2 separate regions of the Homo sapiens genome follow, and region 2 is linked to region 1. Evidence: read pairs that join two places in POLR2A ChIA-PET (ENCODE). Cell type or tissue: A673. All regions are shown on one strand. Links, peaks and the distances in the headings refer to the core of each region. The heading gives the core; the rest is flanking DNA. Region 1 has its middle 46 kb from the start of SLC8A1-AS1. Region 2 overlaps SLC8A1 (solute carrier family 8 member A1).

The links. ChIA-PET counts read pairs that join two places held together with the same protein. Peaks named below come from ENCODE experiments on the same cell type or tissue, not always from the same donor. Only the 100,000 strongest peaks of a DNase experiment are listed, where the experiment ranks them.
Region 2: POLR2A ChIA-PET joins it to region 1 with 5 read pairs; 2 of 35 experiments call an interaction of 5 or more read pairs at or near these places.

The regions. Positions count from the first base shown.
Region 1 is chr2:39,869,958-39,872,878 of GRCh38, forward strand. No RefSeq gene overlaps it. Among named protein-coding and RNA genes, the nearest start is that of SLC8A1-AS1, 46 kb to the right of the region's middle. In A673, for the core only: no CTCF peak of the experiment used is centred there; a DNase peak (open chromatin) is centred at 1,524; H3K27ac peaks cover 530 bases.
Region 2 is chr2:40,359,574-40,362,494 of GRCh38, forward strand. All of the region lies in intron 2 of SLC8A1 (solute carrier family 8 member A1), which reads right to left. Among named protein-coding and RNA genes, the nearest start is that of SLC8A1, 91 kb to the right of the region's middle. In A673, for the core only: no CTCF peak of the experiment used is centred there; no DNase peak of the experiment used is centred there; H3K27me3 peaks cover 601 bases.

The sequences.
Region 1 (2,921 bases), core at 107-2,606:
TATTTTTAAATAAATATCAAACATCAGTGAGGCGGTAGGGACTGAGCGCCTAGCAGTGGGTCACTGGAGACAGCAGTGGAGAAAAGCTCACCCCATCCAGAATCCCCTTCCTTTTCCTGCCCTGCCACTGAGCCTGGTGCCATGTATATCAGTGTCCTTGCTGTCACCAAGGGGCCTTCTTCCTGGTCAGTGATTTCCCATTAGCTTTATTTGTTTCAGTTCAGATTTCCTTTAGAACACAGTGTTTGTCAATTTTGGGGATTTCTGAGAATGTTTTAATTGTTTCTGGGGAAATTGGAAGCAATTTGGAATTTTGCCAAACACGTACTACTTATGGGATATTTTTAGCAACTTCCCACCCCGTCCCTAATGCAACCGTCTCCAAAGACTTTTGGAAGATTGGAGTAGAGAAATGCCTTTAACAGGGAATTGGGTCCTTGGATGTGGGGAATTAGGAAGCCAGTGACAGTGATGATAAATGAAGAAAGAATGGACTATGGCTGCTCTTTCAGGCCCTTTTGGGAGAAAATAATCATTTGCACTGGTTACTATTGTTGACAAATCGGTTGCCTCTAATCAATTATGAGTGCCTGTGATTGTTTTCTTAGGATAAATTCTGTAATGGAAAATCATGGCAGGGCATGCACAGATGTATACTTCATAATCTCTGACTTTAAGGAGTTTGCTATTTAGTTGTGGAGGTGAGACATACACACCAAAAATTCACTGATAACACAGACAAGTATAAGCCCCAAAGGAGAGGAAAGGATGACAACTGCTGTAGAAGATTAGGGAAGGGAGAACTCACTGCAGCCTGGGTGGTTAGAAAGAACTTGGTGATGGGGATGGATGCAGGACTTGCTGTGACTTTGAAAGATGACTGAAGGGTAAATAGCATTCAAATAAGTGGAGAAGGAGGAGTGGTGGGAAGAGATTACTTCAAGTGAGCAAAATAAGGCTCACATAGATTTCTGAATTCTGACATAATTAACTCCCGGTTACTCAGGATTTACCCCTAAAGACTGAAGGCGGGTAGTGAAGTACAGAGGCAGTTCATAAATGATAGGAATTGCTGGTCCAGCCTAACAGCCTGCATATGCAAGAGAGAGAGATGTGAACAGTTGCCAGCCTCCCCAGTTTACAGGTAAAGATGCCAAGGAATCAGTGGAGAAGGAAGAAATGGAGCCAAGACCTTAGTGATTTTCACCTCTAAGCAGCTTCTCCACCATCTTCTCTCCAAGACCACATTGCTTCCCTCTATATATTATAGCATCTGCCATAAACTGGAGAAAATAGGAACATAGCGCATCAAGTGATTATCTGGAAGAATGAGAAACCCACATTCTCTCCAGCCCACGCAAACTAGTTAATGGCTCCAGGCAGACATGCTGGGGATGCAGGAACCAGCCTGCACACAGATATGTGGCAGCCAGGGAGGTGAGCACGTTCAGTTTTATTGTGTGATTCATTTCCTCTCCCCAGCTGGTGCATTGGAGAGGGCTCTGCAGCTTGCAGCCAAATGACTGCAGTGCTCCAATGAGGGGCCTCTCTGTGTTGTACCGACGTGAGGATTTTCCCCTGCCTGCCTAACACAAGCACTGGAGCTTGTAATCACAGGGCTGCAGGGTTATGAAGTGCTTGTCATGCCTTCCATTATGAACACGCATCATAGGCTGCAGTATATCCCGACTGGTGGTAAGCGCACAAGAATGCCATCTGTTCCAGAGTGGCTTTGCTTCTACACAATGCAAATTGATTAAAGGTCCACTTAGTCACATGTGGAAGGAAAAAAGGGCCACTGAAGGATTCCAGATACTGGAAAGCAGCTGAAATTCAATGACCAAAGAGCGTCAGGAATATGAGGGAAAATTTTATGTGATTCCGCTGACAGAACTCAACTTGGCTAATTAGCTTTCTGCAAAGATGTAAGAGAGCAGTTCAAATTCCAGGAAGCATGTTGGTAATTGCTGTTAATGCTGAATTGTCAGGCCTTCTCTCTCGCTGGAAAGAAGACTTCGTCTGGGTGCTAGAATCTCAGTTCTCTTTAACATGGCAGCATGTGGACAAATCCATGTGTTTTCTTATTGATTCTTTGGTGAGCTAGGTGCTTCAGTGACTAGTAAAGACAGAAAATGCCTGCCACCGTTATTTGAACAAACATAAATAGGCATCTCAGAAAAATTCCAAAATGTAGAGATTAGTCTTTGCTACCAGGAAGAATAAAATTATAACACCACGAAGAGCAAATAAAGAGCAAACCTTATTCTTTTCTGCTTAGAATTTACTTCATGGGGATAACCACAGTTGTGCACAAAGAAACAGCTATAATTTGTTCATTGTAATATAAGAATTCCAAATTGTAAATAACCAAAATAGAAACAATAAGCGATTTCTTTCTTTCTTTCTTTCTTTCTTTCTTTCTTTCTTTCTTTCTTTCTTTCTTTTGTGAGGCGGAGTTTCATTCTTGTTGCTCAGGCTGCAGTGCAATGGCGCGATCTCAGCTCACCAAACCCCCTTCCGAGTTCAAGTGATTCTCCTGCTTCAGCCTCCAGAGTAGCTGGGATTACAGGCATGCACCACCACGCCTGGCTAATTTTTTTTGTATTTTTAGTAGAGATGAGGTTTCTCCATGTTGGTCAGGCTGGTCCCGAACTCCCTACCTCAGGTGATCCACCCGCCTTGGCCTCCCAAAGTGCTGGGATTACAGGCGTGAGCAACCGTGCCCAGCCGGGGATTTCTTAAGTTACGGTAAATCCACTGAAAGGATCACCAGTCTATTGTTAAAAACATGATGTATTAGAAATATTTAGGGACATATTCATGATTATAGCCTTCAATGAAAATAAGTAGGTTCTAAAACATTATGTACTTTGAATTCTGTTTGGAGTCTGTATTTGGAAGATATTCACAAAAATATGAAT
Region 2 (2,921 bases), core at 126-2,625, 490 kb after region 1:
ACAGTTTGGTTTAGGGTCAAGAAGTAGAGATAAGAGGAGTGGAAGGATTTGAGAGATATTTAGGAAGAAACACATCAACAGGCTCTAGTAATGAATTGAGTATGTTACTGAGAAACCCCAAAGGGCAGAAATCATGTTGGGAAAACAAAGATACAGAGTATATGGAAATATACAATTTAAGTCCTATAATAGAGGCATGGATTCATTGCAGTAGGGGTACAAAGTAAGAAGCAAGTGTGTGCTTTACATAGGATAAAATATTGCTGCTGCAGCTTTTCAGGTAGGCTTCATTAAAAATCAACATCTCATCAAAAATATGCATTCTGGTTTTAAATATCTTTTACCCAGAGTTTAACTTAAAAAAAAAAAAAAAACAGATACATAATGAGTAACGGCTGTGCAAGAGTCTGTGGTAGGGCTGCTCTTGAAATGGAAAAGAAAGAGAATGTTTCTTTAGTGCCCACTGGCATGTGCCAGAAGTTTTAAGTGTTTAATTTATTTAATCATCCCAAAAACCTTACAAGGTCATGTTACTATCCCCATTTTAGAGGTAAGTAAAATGAGGCTCAAAATTGATTGAAGTTCCACGAAGACAGAAACCATTTTTATTTTGCCCCTCCACTCTATTCCTAATGCCCAGCACACTGTCCAGCATATGCTAGGCACTCCGTAAATAAAGGTTAAAACAGCTCCCAAGAGGTAGAGCCAAGTGCCAACCTTGCTTATCTAAATTTGGGATCATCATGCTACCATTTGTTTTTTTAATATATTGGATAGCAAGTACATTTAAGTTAAAGCTTTTTAAAAATAGAATTAGGCATAGTTTATATATTTATATGTGGTTAGGCTAACAGGTATTTATATAAGAGCCCTTTATCTGTGACAGGTGGTTATCCTCTACCTTATTGAATAACAAGAACAGTTAACACTTCCTGAGAATGTACTGTGTGCCAGCCTGTTCTAAGCACTTTGCTTGTATTATTTATGCCTCATTCTCAGCAACCCTACAGGATAGATACTATGATTTCTCTCACTTTAGACACTGGGAAACTGAGGTACACAGAGCTGAGGCATACAGAGGTTGAGTCACTTGCCCAAGGTCACATAGCTGTAAAGGCAACAAACCCAAGGAACCTAATTTTAGAATCTGCATCACACTCTCAACCCCTATGAGACAGAGCCCACTACTCCATGAGACTCTAGTTCTTACAAAGATCTCTCTAGCATTAGGGCAAGGTCTGCCCTCTTGCCATTGGTCCAGCACCCTCTGCTGGGGCCACACAGTGTTGTGGTTTATCAGGGCACCTCCTTGTAAATCTAGAAAATCATTCAAGGATAAATTGTGAGTCAGACATTTGGAGAGTCAGAATAAAATGAGCACAAAAAGAGCCTGTAGATCTCGTGTGGATCTCATTCCATGAAAAGAGCAAACTTACCCTGAGTCTTTAAATGTCCACTAGCAGGAAGCTATCATTTGTCTATGGTGACATCAGATAGAGTAGAGAAAAGAGGTGAAGAAAGGGACTTAGTAAGTTGAAGATTTCCCAACAGCAGAAACCATGGCATTCGGGTGTTAACAGTGAATTCAAGAGACCCTTGTTCATGAATGGAGTTTAATGGCTAAGATACTCTCTAAGCACACTAGGCAATCAGTGCTTGCTAGGAGTTCACATAATGAACAGGATGGTTACAACCAGACATCCAGGCATTTGATGTGTGCCGGTTACTTCAAGTGTCAAATTACTTACAAGTTTTCAATTGTGATATGTAAGAGGGCTTATTGCTATGATTTGGAAGATCAGTTGGGCACATGTGGGTCTATATATGAACACTTCACTTCTTCCAATACTTTAAAATTGTTATGCACATTAGTAGAGCTCCTGAAGGAGCCTTTTTTTTTTTTTGTTTTGGAATAGTCTTAATATTACTGTAAACACTTGAGAACATGTTCAGTATCTGGCCATTTCATACAAAGGGACCTCATCTGGTGCCCCATCAAGACAATCTGAAGTGCAATCAAGAACTCATTATGAGGTGGTCTAATCTGTAGGGTACCTCACTGCCTATAAACTAAGAGCAGCACGATGCTTCTCTACTGAATGATGTCATCTGCAGTCACTGGGAACACACGGAGGTAGACCAAATGCCCTATATGGTAAGTGGCCACACGTATCGGGTAGGAAGGATTGCCTCTGCCCAAATTCTAATATAAATGAGAAATAAATTCATTTACAAGAGAATATTATGCACTGAAATGCATAATTTTTCAATAATAATTATGCTAGATAGTCAGATGTTTATATCTTTTCTTTCCTTTTTTTTTTTTTTTTTTTTTTTTTTTTTTGGAGACAGAGTCTTGCTCTGTTTCCCAGGCAGGAGTGCAGTGGCACAATCTGCCTGCAACCTCTGCCTCCGGGTTCAAGTGATTCTCCTGACTCAACCTCCTGAGTAGCTGGGATTACAGGCATGCACCACCATGCCCTGCTAATCTCTGTATTTTTAGTAGAGATGGGGTTTCACCATGTTGGCCAGGCTGGTCTCGAACTCCTGGACTCAAGTAATCCACTTGCCTCAGCCTCCCATAGTGCTGGGATTACAGTAATGAGCCACTGCGCCTGGCCTACATCTTCTTATAATGACTAAGTTTGGAAGTAAGAGAAAAAATTGAAAGCCATTCTGTCTAATAGGTACTGGAAAATGGAAAAAGAAAAAAAGAAAAAAAAACTTAGATAGATAGATTCCAGGGACACAAAACCAGTGTTAGCATAAATAATGACAGCCCAGATTTATTTGTACTTAAAAAGGTATACAGGTAAATAATCTCAATTTAAAGTAGGAATAACACTTGCAAGACAAATTACCAACTACCAAAATAAAGAAAGGAAGAAAGAATGCATCATTGTGCTACTATTTTTTAATAT